5 separate regions of the Homo sapiens genome follow, and all the other regions are linked to region 3. A link is a contact called in ENCODE Hi-C data. All regions are on one chromosome and are shown on one strand. Each heading gives the region's core, a stretch centred on a gene start or an enhancer-like site at or near the end of the contact. The rest is flanking DNA. Distances are from core to core; before and after follow the strand shown. Region 1 holds the start of OSBPL2 (oxysterol binding protein like 2). Region 2 has its middle 3.6 kb from the start of BHLHE23. Region 3 holds the start of LINC02970 (long intergenic non-protein coding RNA 2970). Region 4 overlaps LAMA5 (laminin subunit alpha 5). Region 5 holds the start of LSM14B (LSM family member 14B).

What was found. Hi-C counts contacts between places; a loop is a spot of excess contacts on that map. Pooled maps may share reads with other maps.
Region 1: a pooled map shows a loop between it and region 3 (2.4-fold over the local background). The contact joins the promoter of OSBPL2 here to the promoter of LINC02970 in region 3. A Hi-C loop is called at or near these places in 2 of 37 single-sample maps with no recorded cell type and 7 of 50 pooled maps.
Region 2: a loop to region 3 is called in a pooled map, with 4 times the contacts of the local background. The contact joins the enhancer-like site here to the promoter of LINC02970 in region 3. A Hi-C loop is called at or near these places in 2 of 37 single-sample maps with no recorded cell type and 4 of 50 pooled maps.
Region 4: a loop to region 3 is called in a map of OCI-LY7, with 5 times the contacts of the local background. The contact joins the enhancer-like site here to the promoter of LINC02970 in region 3. A Hi-C loop is called at or near these places in 1 of 168 maps with a recorded cell type or tissue (OCI-LY7), 4 of 37 single-sample maps with no recorded cell type and 5 of 50 pooled maps.
Region 5: a loop to region 3 is called in a pooled map, with 3 times the contacts of the local background. The contact joins the promoter of LSM14B here to the promoter of LINC02970 in region 3. A Hi-C loop is called at or near these places in 2 of 37 single-sample maps with no recorded cell type and 4 of 50 pooled maps.

The regions. Positions count from the first base shown.
Region 1 is chr20:62,237,255-62,239,954 of GRCh38, forward strand. OSBPL2 (oxysterol binding protein like 2) reads left to right here and starts at 1,267. Exons shown (of 14, transcript NM_144498.4): 1 at 1,267-1,343. RefSeq lists a silencer at 995-1,394 and an enhancer at 2,092-2,700.
Region 2 is chr20:63,009,226-63,011,925 of GRCh38, forward strand. No RefSeq gene overlaps it. Among named protein-coding and RNA genes, the nearest start is that of BHLHE23, 3.6 kb to the left of the region's middle. RefSeq lists silencers at 483-782, 793-872 and an enhancer at 1,193-1,512. Within about 2 kb of position 1,251, at least 2 of the 41 ENCODE cell types and tissues checked have a DNase peak (open chromatin) inside an H3K27ac peak, as active enhancers do.
Region 3 is chr20:62,602,032-62,604,731 of GRCh38, forward strand. It overlaps LINC02970 (long intergenic non-protein coding RNA 2970), which reads right to left and starts at 1,410. Exons shown (of 2, transcript NR_184037.1): 1 at 947-1,410. RefSeq lists enhancers at 1,621-2,410, 2,411-2,700 and a silencer at 1,729-1,878.
Region 4 is chr20:62,335,192-62,337,891 of GRCh38, forward strand. It overlaps LAMA5 (laminin subunit alpha 5), which reads right to left. Exons shown (of 80, transcript NM_005560.6): 15 at 2,613-2,700; 16 at 2,399-2,536; 17 at 1,543-1,595; 18 at 1,149-1,254; 19 at 26-78. Among named protein-coding and RNA genes, the nearest start is that of MIR4758, 4.0 kb to the left of the region's middle. Within about 2 kb of position 1,345, at least 2 of the 41 ENCODE cell types and tissues checked have a DNase peak (open chromatin) inside an H3K27ac peak, as active enhancers do; they include OCI-LY7, where a contact is called at or near this core.
Region 5 is chr20:62,121,073-62,123,772 of GRCh38, forward strand. It overlaps LSM14B (LSM family member 14B), which reads left to right and starts at 1,403. Exons shown (of 9, transcript NM_144703.3): 1 at 1,403-1,721. The coding sequence starts at 1,595. It overlaps LOC105372706 (a long non-coding RNA gene), which reads right to left and starts at 2,612. Exons shown (of 3, transcript XR_936963.2): 1 at 2,384-2,612. RefSeq lists silencers at 462-1,551, 1,712-2,251 and enhancers at 915-1,602, 1,603-2,291, 2,292-2,700.

The DNA.
Region 1 (2,700 bases), core at 17-2,516, 360 kb before region 3:
GCTGGCTTTGCTGCAGGACGCACTGCGGGGTCACGGGTCATCTGCCAGAGCTCTCAAGGCCACAGGAAGCCCAGGACTCTTGGCTTTACCTCAAATGGGCTGAAGCAGAAACAAGCATGTGGTTCACGTAACTGAAAAGTCAAGGAAAGGACCTGCTGAGGTGCAGCAGGGTCCACGTGACCCGGCCGTGGTTGCTCCGGCTTTCCTCTGGGCTGGCTTCATTCTCGTGCAGCCCTGTTCTCGGGTAGTGAGATGTGGAAGACTGGCCCCTTCCCTCTCTCACCTAACCCAGCTCTGGAGAGGTCTGTGGGCAGATGGGAGAGTCATTTGACTTCAGCCTCCCCTCCGGTCTGAACTCTGACCCTACAGCAAAAGTCCCAGGACTGAGCCTCTTTGGCTAGAACTGGGTCACAGGCTGACCCCTAAACCAACTGCTGTGACTATGTAGCCAGCCTGGTTTATGCCACTCCACTCACCTCAAACCAGACCCATGACTTCAATGAGATGTTGACAGGGGAACCCTGGTTTGCAGATGAAACTGAGTGATCACAGACTCAGAGAGGTTAATTAATTTGTCCAAATCCACACAGCTGGTAAAGAATGCAAGCTCCAGGTCTGATTCCAGAACTTCTGGGCTTAACCCTGGAGCCACTGTAGGTCAGTGGGAGTCCAAAGGGTTTTAAGTATGGTGGTGAAACGGTCGGGGATGCAGCTGGAGGGGTAAATTGGCGCTGGATTTTGGTTGGCGGTGAATGGCATGCAAAGGAGGTGGACGATATTCAGGATTTGGTAGGACAGTGGAAGCAGCTACGCCCCAGCTATCGCACGGTCCCCAGCATTTGTAGGAAAAAGCCCCCAGGGCTTTGGGTAGCCTCGCAGGCCCGCACTGCCGCCAGGACGCAGTGCACCTGAGGGCGGAGCACCCACGCCCCGGGCCACCTGACTCACTGTTTGTCAACTCTGCTCTCTGCAGCCACGCCCTTTCCTCCTTGCCTCCCTCCCCTTTTGGCTCAGGGGCGGCATAACCCCGCCTCTCTCCTGCTGTGACTGGCTGTCCTTGCCGTCACTCCGCTGCGTGGGCGGGGCTCTGAGGGGGCACAGGTAGAGGCCCTTCGCGAAGGGATTAGCATAGTCCCACCCCCCGGCGCGAGCCTCGGGCCGGGCGCTGATTGGGCAGGCAGCGGCCGACGCGGCGGCGCCGGGCGCAGCGAGTGGCGGGCGCGGGCTGTCAGTCGGCGAGGCGGCGGGCCGCACTTCCGCCTCGGTGTCAGTGGGTCGCGGGCCTACGGGGCGGGGGCGGGGCGGCAGTGAGCTCGGCCGGCAACCGAGGGACCCGCGTCCAGGTGAGTGGCCCCCGCCGCCGCCACGCGAAGGCCCGGGACCCCGGCGAGCTGCGGGGCCTGGGCCGCGGGCTGGGGCTGGAGCCGGGGCGGGGAGGGGAGGGCGGGCCGGGCAGGACCCGGGTCCGCAGGCCGCCTCCAGCCCCGGCCCCGGCCCCGGCCTCGACCCCCACTGGGAGGCGCGCCCGGCCTAGGCCGCAGCCTGGCGCCCCGGGGAAACTTTGGGAGGAAAGTTCCGGCCGGGCGTGGGGCCTGGGCCTGGGTCCCGCGGCCCCCGCACCCTTCCCCCTGCGGTCGCCCGGCAACTGCGATCCCGGGACCCCCGGCCCGGCCCCCCCGAGATCCCCAGCCCCCCTGCTGCCCCGCTGAGCAGGAAGTGGGGACGGGCGCACCTGCTCGCGGCCTCGCCCTCTCTCACCACCTCACCGGGAACAGGGAAGGATTTCGTGCGCATTTAGGGCGATCCTGTAGGTGAGGAGGGCGAGTTCCGCCGGGAAGAAGGGCAGGGAGACGCAGTCCCACTCCGACCCTGGCCTTCTTGTCCCGCAGGCCTGTGTGCACGTCGTCCCGGGGAGGGTGCCCGCGAGCCCTTGTCCGTTCCCCTGGGCTCTGTTTTTGTTTTTAATTTATAAATCTTAGCAGACTACACACGGTTGAGAACTTGCTACCTAAAACCTATCTTTGGTAATGTAATTTTAAGAGGTTCCTTCTTTCGCCAGTTATATTTTGGTACTCAGAAGAATACGTCTTTAGACTTTCCAAGTTTATAAGCCCAGACCAAGACTGTTAGGTCGTCACAGCACCTCAGCCTCCCCGCTTCATGGGAGGACCGGCGACGAGGCAGTGGGTGTCGGGGTGTTGCAGGCTCTCCTGGGGTGAGGGTCACCTCCCAGGGGCGTTTCTATCTGAACCGTCCTCTAGGACAGGCCCTGGCCTAGCCTGGCTCCGGCAGCTTTGGGATGACTGCCCGGAACACCTGGAGAAGGGGTCCCATTCGGTTTGGTTGGATAGACGTTTCTCGAATGCCTGCTGTGGGCCTGGCTGGGTGCTGTGCGGCCTTCCCACCAGCTGGATGTGTGGTGAGGACAGCGGAGAGTTGAGGAGCCCGGAACTGGTGCAGGGGCCACATGCTGGGAAGCCACGGCCGTCCCTGCTGCCCTTCCTAACTCGTGCCCATGGCCTCTTTTCTGGCTGTCAGCCTCAACTCCTTCATCCGGACATGTAGCACTTTGCTGATAAGAGAAGCAAACGAGATCATTTTCTTGTTTTATGTTTTGAGATGGAGTCTCGCTTTGTTGCCCAGGCTGGAGTGCAGTGGTGCGATCTTGACTCACTGCCACCTCCGTCTCCCGGCTTCAAG
Region 2 (2,700 bases), core at 1-2,500, 410 kb after region 3:
TTCGGTGCGACGCTGCCACCTGCTGGCTGTCTGGGAGTTGCACCCAGAGGCTCAGAACCCGTGTTTCTCAGAGGGCCCGGGAGGGGCGAAACTGCGGGTTCCCAGGCCCTCCCGGATTCTGCGCAGGTGGACGCTGGGGGCTGTTTCACAGGCGCCCACATGATAGGGGAGCTGGAGGAACCTGCCGTCTCCGCCATCGAGCGCCCCTCCGAGCTGGGGTTGGACGCTGCCAGTTTGCACAGCAGCAGGTGAGCCTGGGGGGTTGAGGGCTGAGCGGGGGTCCCAGCCGATGAAGCAGCCCCGCACCTTGGCCAGCTTCTCGAACCTCCTCTGGGCAGAGGCTGTGGAGGCTGCGAAGCGGCGGAGGCGTTGACCAGGCCAGCTGCTCAGCCTTTCTGGCCTCAGTTTCCACAGCTGTAAAGTGGGGTCTGTCCACAACACGTGTGGTCTAGCGACGGCCCTGCGGAGTGGGTCTGTAACTGCGGACTCACTTGTCCCGGGCTGTTCTGAACCGGTGGTTCCCCCGCCCTCCCAGGAGACAGCACCTGTGGCCGGCAGCCGCCCCTGCAGCGGCCCCTGGCTCCCACCGCGCCCTGGCCCTGGGGGTGCCCAAAGACCGGGGTGTGCTGTGGCCCGAGTGAGCACCCTGTGGGCGTCACTGCTGTCCATGCTGCTGGGATTGGGGAAGGGAGGTCTGGTGGGGCACAGTGGGCGCACCAGGAGGTCAGGCTGGGTGGGGGGAGCGGGAGGGAGCCCCCGCTGGGTGGTCTTGGGCCAGCCAGCTTCTTGCCTGCAGGGCAATGGTGCTAGTAACTGGAACAACCCACCCTGCCTCTCCCAGAGACGGCGCCTCCTCAGTGCTCCCCTTCCACAGGACGTAGGGTCTTCTAGAGATCAAAACAGGGAGGAGGAAAGAAATCCTACCGCAGGCCCCTGCCCCGACCCTGGGACCCACACTGTTTGGCTTCTAGGGACAACGCCCAGGCCCTGGGATTTGAAGACTCCACCTTTTCTTTCGTGTGTATATGTGCTCTGTCAAAATGTGTATCACATGAAGTTGATCGTTGTGACCATTTTCAGGTGCACAGCCCAGGGGCATTGTACACAACCGCGGTGTTGTGCAGCCGACGCCCCCATCCAACTCCAGAATGTTTGTATCTTCCCAAACTGAAACTCTGTCCCCAGTAACCCCGGCTCCCCTCCTCCCCCACCCGCTGGAAACCACGACTCCGCCGCCCACCTCTGCATTTGACTGCTCCAAGTACCTCAGGAAATGACCTCATGCGGTCTCCGCACGTTCGCGTCCATCTTGTTTATTTCCAGCGTTTGGCCCGTGGGAGCGATGAGCGCACCTGTTCAGCCCCTGCTTTCAGTTCTTTCAGGGAGTTCTCACGTGGTCTTCAGAGGTTCCCACACGCTGCTTCCCACAGCAGCTGCACCATTGTACATTCCAACAGCAACGGACAAGGGCTCCAATCTCTTCGTATTCTTGCAAACATTTACTATTTTATGTGGTTTTTTTTTCTTTTCTTTTTTTTTTTTTTTTTTTGAGACGGAGTCTCGCTCTGTCGCCCAGGCTGGAGTGCAGTGGTGCGATCTCGGCTCACTGCAAGCTCCACCTCCCGGGTTCCCGCCATTCTCCTGCCTCAGCCGCCCGAGTAGCTGGGACTACAGGCGCCCGCTACCACGCCCGGCTAATTTTTTGTATTTTTATTAGAGACGGGGTTTCACCGTATTAGCCAGGATGGTCTCGATCTCCTGACCTCGTGATCCACCCGCCTCGGCCTCCCAAAGTGCTGGGATTACAGGCGTGCGCTACTGCCCGGTTTGAAAAGGCAATTGAGGTTTCTAAACTCCTACTAAAGGAAATAATTCCTAGAGTTGGGCTGCCTAAGAGCTTACAGAGCGATAATGGCTCACCTTTCACAGCGACAGTTACCCGAAACACATCTTCAGCCCTAGGAATTCAGTGCCGCCTTGACTCGGCACGGAGGCCACAGTCTTTGGGGAAAGTAGAAAGAGCTAATCAAACTCTAAAAAGGACTCTTGCTAAACTATGCCAAGAGACATCAGAAACCTGGAGGTCTTTATTACCTGTAGCCTTATTACGGGTTCGAATGGCCCCTAAGGGAAATCTGCATCTCAGCACTTTTGAAATAATGTATAGAAGGCCTTTCTTAACTACAGACCTCCTAATAGACATAGATACTTTCAAGCTACAGAATTATGTGATCAACTTAGGACAAGTGCAAAACGCACTCCTTGACTATGGAAATCAGAGACTCCCTTCCCCCACTGAGGAAGACAATCTGGTTCCAACCCAGCTGGGAGACTGGGTCCTATTGCAAACTTGGAAGGAAGGATCCTCAGCAGATCAACTTTCCCCCCAAGTGGAGGGGACTCTATCAAGTTCTCCTTAGTACCCCAACTACAGTTAAACTTCTGGGAATAAACAGCTGGGTCCACTTATCTCAAATTAAACCTGTCTCTTATAAAGCCCCACAGGCCAACGGAACACAAGAGACTGATCCCGTTTATTCCCGTGAGCCAGTCAGTGACCTCTGATTCCTGTTCCTAAGAAATGAGAGGGATGGGGGGCATAAATACCTGGATTGGCATTCTACTTTTAGGCACAAGTTGGAATCATGCAGAGAGTGATTTATTTACTGAGTAGGCACAGACTTTAGCCTGTCTACATAA
Region 3 (2,700 bases), core at 160-2,659:
ATTTCACCAGACTTGGGATGTTTCAGCCAATATTCCTTCAAATAACTTTCTGCCCCAACCTCCTCCTTGCTTTCTGGAACCAGGTATGTGCTGGGCCTTTCGATACGACCCCAGCTGGCCCGTGATGCTTGTTCTTGTTTTTCCTCTTTATCTTCGTTCTTCGGAGTGGATATTTTCTATTTATCTGTCTTCACGTTCGCTGGCTTTCCTTTGTCTCCATTCTGCTATTGAGTCCATCAGTACAATTTTAATTGCAGATACTCTATTCTTTTAGTTCAAAAATACTCATTTGTTTATTTTTTTTCCTACCTCTCTGTGAGGTTTATTATTCATTTCATCTAATGCTCCTTTCTGAGGTGTGTGTGCGTGTGCTGTGTATGCGTGCAACTCGCAAAGCAGTTACCGCGGCTGCTGTAGGCATCTGTGTCAGTTGGGGCTGGCATCTGAGCATTGTCTGTTCTCTTGAGGATGATCACACCTTCCTAGTTTTGTGTCTATTGAGTAATTTTGTTTTACGTCTGAGCACACCGTGTGGACTCTGGGTGCTGTCCTAGCCCTCGGGGAACGTTGCTGTTTCCACTTTAGCAGCCAGGTTCATCCCAAACCCCACCTCTCTCAGTGTGGTTCTCAAGACCTTTGCTGGGTTGGCACTGCTGGGTGGCACTGTGAGACTTATGCGGATTCATGCACAGAATTAGGCAATTGCCGTGTCCAGCCCTCCCCCTTCCGGGGTTCCGCCCCCTCTCTTCCCTGGCTCTCCCCCTTCTAGGGTTCCGCCCCCTCTTTTCCCCTGCTCTCCTCCTTCCAGGGTTCTGCCCCCTCTCTTCCCCCACTCTCCCCCTTCTGGGGTTCTGCCCCCTCTCTTCCCCGGCTCTCCCCCTTCCAGGGTTCCACCCCTCTCTTCTTCCCCGGCTCTCCCCATTCTGGGGTTCCACCCCTTTCTTACCTGTAGGACTCCTTTTCCCAGGTTGGGGTTTCTATCTGCGTTTTAGCTGCTTGTGTTGCCATGTGGATCTGAGAGTGGGGCTTGCCCTCCAGACAAAGCCACAAGGAGGAAACCAGAAACTCCACGGCAGGTCACTCCTCCAAGTTCCGCCTCCGCCCTGCAGTCTCCTTACTTTGCAGGTCCTCAGTAGTTGTCTGTGTCTCATCCAGAGCTTGGTCACAGTTAGGGGAGGGCTAGGCTAAGCCATAGCAGGCTCGTGGATAAAACGTCACCTCCCTGGCTCTTTCCCAGGATTTCCTGGCAGAGGCCACATTTATAAGCCATGCAGTGTAGTCACCTGCTGTGTGCCAGGCAGCAAGCGCCATTAGCCCGGGAGGTGGTGAACAGCTCCTGGGGGCACCAGCCAGCACCGTCACCGTTTGGCAGCGGAGGCTGCGGCCAGCTCCTTGTCAGGTGAATGTGCTGCATGTTGATGCAACACCTTCCTCTTCTTGCCAACCCTGGGCCAATGTCCTCAGACACAGGCAGCAACGGAAGTGGCCACCTGCCCACCATGGCCTGGGGAGAAGGGGGAAGGGTCTGACTGGGGGAGCCTCAAGACTGTGCCACTTGCCCCAATCCCATGAGAGGCACCTGCTATGGCACCTCGAGCTGGGGCAGAAGGCCTGGAGCCCGTGCCTGGATGCTGCCCAGGACTCTCAAGCTAGTCCAGTGGCCTTGGCTGCAAAGTCCTGCTCAGGCCCACGTTTCCCCAGTGCCTTGCCCAGCTCCAGAGGGAAGTGATTGACCGCAGAGCCGATGAGCTCAGAGCCGGTGGTGGGCAGTCTGGCCGGATGGCGGTGACTCAGGGAAGCGGAGGGGCTCCCCCCACCCCGCTGCTGCTGCCCCCCGCGTCCCCCCCGCCTGCAGTAACTGACAGGAAGGGGCGGGAGGCGGATGGGCCGTGACAGCTTAATGGCTTCGGTTAAAGCATCCTCTGATCGTGCTGGCGCTGGGAGAGGCTCTGAGCTCGGGTGGCACTGCGGGCACTCTGGACACTGTCTCCGGCTGCCGCTGAGCTGGGAGGCTCCTTTCCAGCAGGCCACGCGGTCAGGGGCACCTCCTGCCGCAGCACCTGCCCAGCCCTCTGGGGACCAGAGTGAGCAAAGTGCTGGTGCTGGACCTGGCCACCGCCAGAGGCAAACACAGTTGGCCAGACCCAGGCCCCACCTGTTCACGAGATGCCCCATCCCTTGGAGCCTCCAGGAGCCAGGGCAAGTGTGGAGGCAGGTGAGACCCAGCGCCAGCGTTTGCTTCAACCAAAGAACCACAGCAGAGCCGCTGGGGACAGCTTGTTCAGCCAGTGCATAATCAGTACTCAGGATTGTGGCTGGTGCCCCTGGCAGACTCAGCCCTACGGGGATCGGCCCCCAGACGTGCCACAGCTTGGCCACTCTGCTCTGAGGAGCTGTCTGTGCCCAGCACGCGTTCCAGCTTCTGGGATGCACAATAGGCGCCCAGGCCTAGGCTGCGGGACGACCATGCTTGCTGCTCACAGCGCCTGTGAGTCAGAGACTCCGACAGGCCACTTGGGATGGCCCAGGCCTCCTCCCCAAGGTCTGCAGCCTCCTCGGGGAAGCCTTGGGGCCAGAGCCTGGAGACTCCAGAGGGAGTCTCCTACAGACGATGCCGCCATCAGTGGGACCTGCAGCCGGGATCTCGGGCTGGGCCTCTCCGGCAGCCCCACATGTGACATGGGTGGGCTTCCCGAGGCC
Region 4 (2,700 bases), core at 95-2,594, 270 kb before region 3:
CCCACACCTTGGTCCTCAGACTCACCGGCTGGCACTCAGCAACTCCACCCAGTGTGCCCCTGAGGTCGCAGCTGCAGCCTGGGGAGAGCAGGGCAGGACTCAGATGCTTGGTGGGGCAGGAGAGCCTGGCTCCAGCCCCCCGAGGAACCCCCACACCCTAACACCCCCTCCAGGGCACACTCACAGGCTCCAGCACCCCCAGGAGCCCCTGCACCCTGACACTCCCTCTAGGATACACTTGCAGGTACAGTTCCCCAAGGAACCCCTATACCCCAACACTCCCTCCAGAGCACACTATAGGCTCCAGCCCCCCAAGGAAATCCCATACCCCAATACTCCCTCTAGAGCACACTCAGACTCCAGCCCCCCCCCAGGAACCCCTGTACCCCAACACTCCCTCCAGGACACCCTCATGGGTACAATCCCCTGAGGAACTCCACACCCCAACATTCCCTCCAGGGCACACTCACGGGTGCAGCCCCTCCGAGGAACCCCCACACACTAACACCCCCTCCAGAGCACACTCACAGGCTCCAGCACCCCGAGGAAACCCCGTACCCCAACACTCTCTCCAGGGCACACTCATGGACTCCAGTCCCACGCAGGAACCCCCTGCACCCCAACATTCCCTCCAGGACACCCTCATGGACTCCAGTACCCCCCCAGGAACCCCTGCACCCCAACATTCCCTCCAGGACACACTCATGGGTGCAATCCCGAGGAACCCCACACCCCAACACTCCCTCCAGGACACACTCATGGGTGCCATCCCCTGAGGAACCCCACACCCCAACACTCCCTCCAGGGCACACTCACAGGTGCAGCCCCTCCGAGGAACCCCTATACCCCAATACTCCCTTTAGGGCACACTCACAGGCTCTAGCCCCCCAAGGAACCCTCATACCCCCAATACTCCCTCAGGGCACACTCGCAGCCCCCCTGAGGAACCCCGCACCCCAACATTCCCTTCAGGGCACACTCATGGGTACAATCCCCGAGGAACCCCATATCCCACCACTCCCTCCAGGGCACACTCACTGGCTCCAGCCCCTCCAGGAACCCTGCACCCCAACACTCCCTCCAGGATATACTTGTGGGCACAGTTCCCCAAGGAACCCCTGTACCCCAATACTCCAGGGCACACTCACGGGTACAGCCCTCGGGGTTGCTGGGGCTCAGTCCCCAGAACCCAGGTTTGCAGCGGTCACAGCTCGGCCCCTCCACGTGAGCCCGGCACATACAGGGAACCTGTGCCTGGGAGAGGACAAGACTGCAGGTCAGAGCGGGCGCCCTGCTCTCCCACCCACAAACCATAGAGCCATAGAGCCCTGACAAGGGGTGGTGAGGGCTGAGGGCCCTCACCTGTGACTCACAGGAGTCACCTGCAGTGGGGGCAGAGGACCAGCCTAAGGAGCAGACAGGCCCTGGGGTTGCCATGGCAACTGAGCAGCAGGCAGGAAGCCCTGGTCTCACCGGACTCGGGACTTTTAGCTTGGCCTGGGTCCTCACCCATCTCCCACACACGAGCAGACTTGGGCTCACCTCAGGAAGGGCAGGATCCACTGGGGCCAGACCGGCAGGGTGGCAAGAGCCAGCTGTGAAGAGAGGACCATGCCTCGGTCATTTCCCAGTGACCAACCCGGAAGGCCAAGGGTGTCCCAGGCCCAGCCAGAACCCACGGTCCCACAGGAGCTGAGGACCAGCACAGGTGCCTCTCATCCACATGGACGGCCTGAAAACACGCACCTCCCTGCTCCCTCCGCAGCAACGGACGTGCCATCCCACCACACAGCACCTGCTCATGGACATGCACGCAAACGTGCACCGCGTGGGGTACCCGTGTACATTCCACACGCAGTGTGTGACACACGTCTGAACAAGCACACAAACGCACGTGAAGATGCACCCACTACACGTGCACTAACACACCCACACGCCCGTGAAAGGACATGAACACGCACACCCACACTTGAGACACGCGATACGCGCACCCACTTATGCGATACGCGCACCCACTTATGCGACACGCGCCCACATGCGACACGCAACACATGCACCCACGTGACACACAAACCCACTTACGTGACACAGGCACCCACACTTAGGTGACACACACACCCACACAAGCAACACATGACACCCGTACACACACAGAACGCAACACATGCACCCATACGAGACACGACAGGCGCGGATGCACAGCACGCAGACACGGGCAGTACGCGGACACCCCTGCACGGCATGTGAACAAGGTGCGAACACAGAGCGTGGGGACGCAGTCGCAGTACACACAGCAAGATGCACGTGAACAGCCTCACAGGAAGGCAGGCAGCGTGTGAACAGCACAGACCCACACACAGGCCCGGCACCTGGTGCACACAGCCACCTGCCTGCTCACCTTCGCAGTAGGGGAAGTTGTAGGCACCGGGCACACATGTGTCACACCGCAGCCCCGTCACACGGGGCCGGCAGCTGCACTGCCCACTCCGGGGGTCACAGGCTGCGTGCAGGGAGCCTTCAGCAGAGCAGTGGCAGGCTGCAGACAAGGATAGCTGTGGGCACGCAGTGGAGACTGCACCTGCCTCCCCACCACTTCCTCCCTAGGCACTCACGGACACAGCTGGGGAAGCCGTGAAAGCCGGGGCTGCATTCCTGGCAGGCAGTGCCTGTGTAGCCGGGGCGGCAGCGGCACAAACCTCC
Region 5 (2,700 bases), core at 153-2,652, 480 kb before region 3:
ATGAGCCACCCACCACGCCATCTGATATCTTCTAGCTTATTCTATTTCATTTTTATTATTATTTTTCTTGAGACGGGGTCTAGCTCTGTCGCCCAGGCTGGAATGCAGTGGTGAGATCTCTGCTGACTGCAATCTTCACGTCTCAGGCTCAAGCGATTCTCCTGCCTCAGACTCCCGAGTAGCTGGGGATTACACGTGTCTGTCACCACGCCCGGCTAGTTTTTTTGTATTTTTAGAGTAGAGACAGGGTTTCACCATTTTGCCCAGGCTGGTCTTGAACTCCTCACCTCAAGTGATCCGCCCGCCTCCGCCTCCCAAAGTGTTGGGATTACAGGCGTGAGCCACCGCGCCCAGCCTATTGCATTTTTATAGTCACCACCCACTACTTTTTTTTTCCAGGACCCAATATTGGTCCGTGATCTGATGATGTTCACGGTCAAGACGGAAGCAAAAAAAGCACACACCGCGCGCCCTCGGTCACTAATCACGCGGAGTATACGCGAGGAGGGCCCGCAGCTAAGCGACGGCGGGCGGCCGAGCTTCCTCCACGGCCGGGGAGGTGGGCAAGGCCTCCGGGCCGCAGCCCCGGGTACGAGCGGAGGCTCCGAGGCCCCCGGTAGCCAGTCAGAATTTATTTTAAGGGAAATGGAAAGCTGCGGCAGGCTTTGGGAGGAGGGGCAGGATTAAAAGAGAAAGTGTGCTCAGCATGTTATATTTAGAGGCTGCCACGCCGGAAGCGCCGCCTTCCCGGGAGCTGCCGCCGCGCCCGCCCCCCGCCGGCACCTGGGCACTGGGGCGGGAGTCCCGGGGCTGCCCGGGAACACCCGGCGCCCAGGGCCTCCGCCACTCCCCGGTCCCCCATGAGGGTGAGGGCTATAGGCGCATCTGGCCCAAGATAGGGGAGTCGTCCGGACCCCACTTCTGTAGGAGGGGAAACTGAGGCCAAGGGGGCAAAGCCCCCGTGTTCGCGGCGCCCAGGGTCCGGGGCGGCGCCGGCACGCGCGCGGGCGGGGCCTGGCGCTCCTCCCCGGTCCCGCCCACTGAGCGTGCAAACCGCAGCCGCCCGCCCACGCGCACGCGCGCTCCTCCCGGGCCGCTTCCCACCCCTCCCCCCGCCCGCTCAGTCTCGTGCTCCCAGCTCCGCGAGGGGCCCGCCGGGAGCCGGCCGAGGGTGGGGCGGATCGCCGGGGAGACCCGCCCCCGGCCAGCGGCGCCTTGCTGCGCAGGAACGACGCGAGGGCCCGCCCCCCAGCTGGCGGCCCGGCCATATTTAAAGGACGGCGGGCGCGGCGAGCCAATGGGCGGCGAGCGTGAAGGGGCGGTGCGTGGCGGTGCGTGGCGGCGCGAGGCCCCGGATGTGGCTGCGGCGGCCCCTCCTCCCCCGCGCTCCTCTCAGAGCCCCAGTCGCGCGCCCCTTCTTGGTTCGCTCGGTGCCCGCGCAGGCCCCTCGGGCGGTGGCGAGGAGGCGCCCAGGCGGAGGCGGCGGCGGGCGGAGGAGCGCAGGAGCGGGCGGCCAGGCCACCGCGCGGCGGCGGAGCGGGCCGCGGCCCGGCGCTCCTTCCCCACCGCGGCCCGACGCACCCCGGCCGCCGCCATGAGCGGCTCCTCAGGCACCCCGTATCTGGGCAGCAAGATCAGCCTCATCTCCAAGGCGCAGATCCGCTACGAGGGCATTCTCTACACCATCGACACCGACAACTCCACCGTGGCGCTCGCCAAAGGTAGCGGCCGCCGCCCGCCCGAGCCCGCTGACCCCCGTCCGCCAACAGCCCCGGCCTGCGGTGCCCTCCCCGCCCCGGGGCGCCCCGGAGCCTGGCGCCCAGACCCCGCCCAGAACCCACCCAGGGCACACCCGGCCCGAGATCCCCTGCCCGCGCCTTCACCCCGGACGCCCCCGAGGCGCCCCCTTCCCGCGCGCCACCCTCCCCCAGCGTAGCCGGCCGCACAATGGTCTCCCTGGGCTCCCAGGGCGGCGGGATTGTGCGCGGGCGCCCGGCGGTGTTTGGTGAGGGGCGGGCCCGGCCCCCGCGGTGCCGCCCCCTCGGCCGCCCAGCCCACCTCTGCAGGTGCCAGCTCCGAGGAGCAGGGCGGCTCCCGTCAGCGGGCCTCCTCCCCGCCAGCCTGGGGGGATCCCTGCGGGGGAGCCTCGAGGTCGGGTGGCGGGGCCAGTGTCCCGGCGTCTCCCGAAGGCTGGGGGTGGGGTCACAACACGCGAATCCTGCAAGCCTTTCTGGAACTTATTAGACAGCTGGGGCCTTGATCCTGAACAAATACCGCGTCCTAATGCGGCCTCCTGCCAAGGCAGAAGCATCCGTTGGCAGCCAGATGCCCCGGTTTAAACGGTTCTCCTGCTCTATCCTGACCTTCCCACTGTGGGGCTTACCTTTTGGTGACAGCCGCCTGTGGGTGCTCGTAACCGGCTGTGGCCGCTGGAGGACTTACAGGAGGGGGGCTCTTTAGAGTCAGAATCTCTGAGGTTGTTGAGGCAGCGGGTGGTCCAGAGTTTCTTTGTCTTCATCACCCAGAGAAGACGGGGAGTGCACTTCCCCTGCCTCTCAGAGAAAAGTGCCCGTGGAGCCACGTCTGCCTAAGCCCGTGTGTGTGCTGGATCTGGCGCTAGGCTCCCAGGGGTTCTTGAAGTGTCTAGACGCGTCTGAAACGCTGCTTAGGTCACAGGGAACTTCATGTGTAGAAGAACGC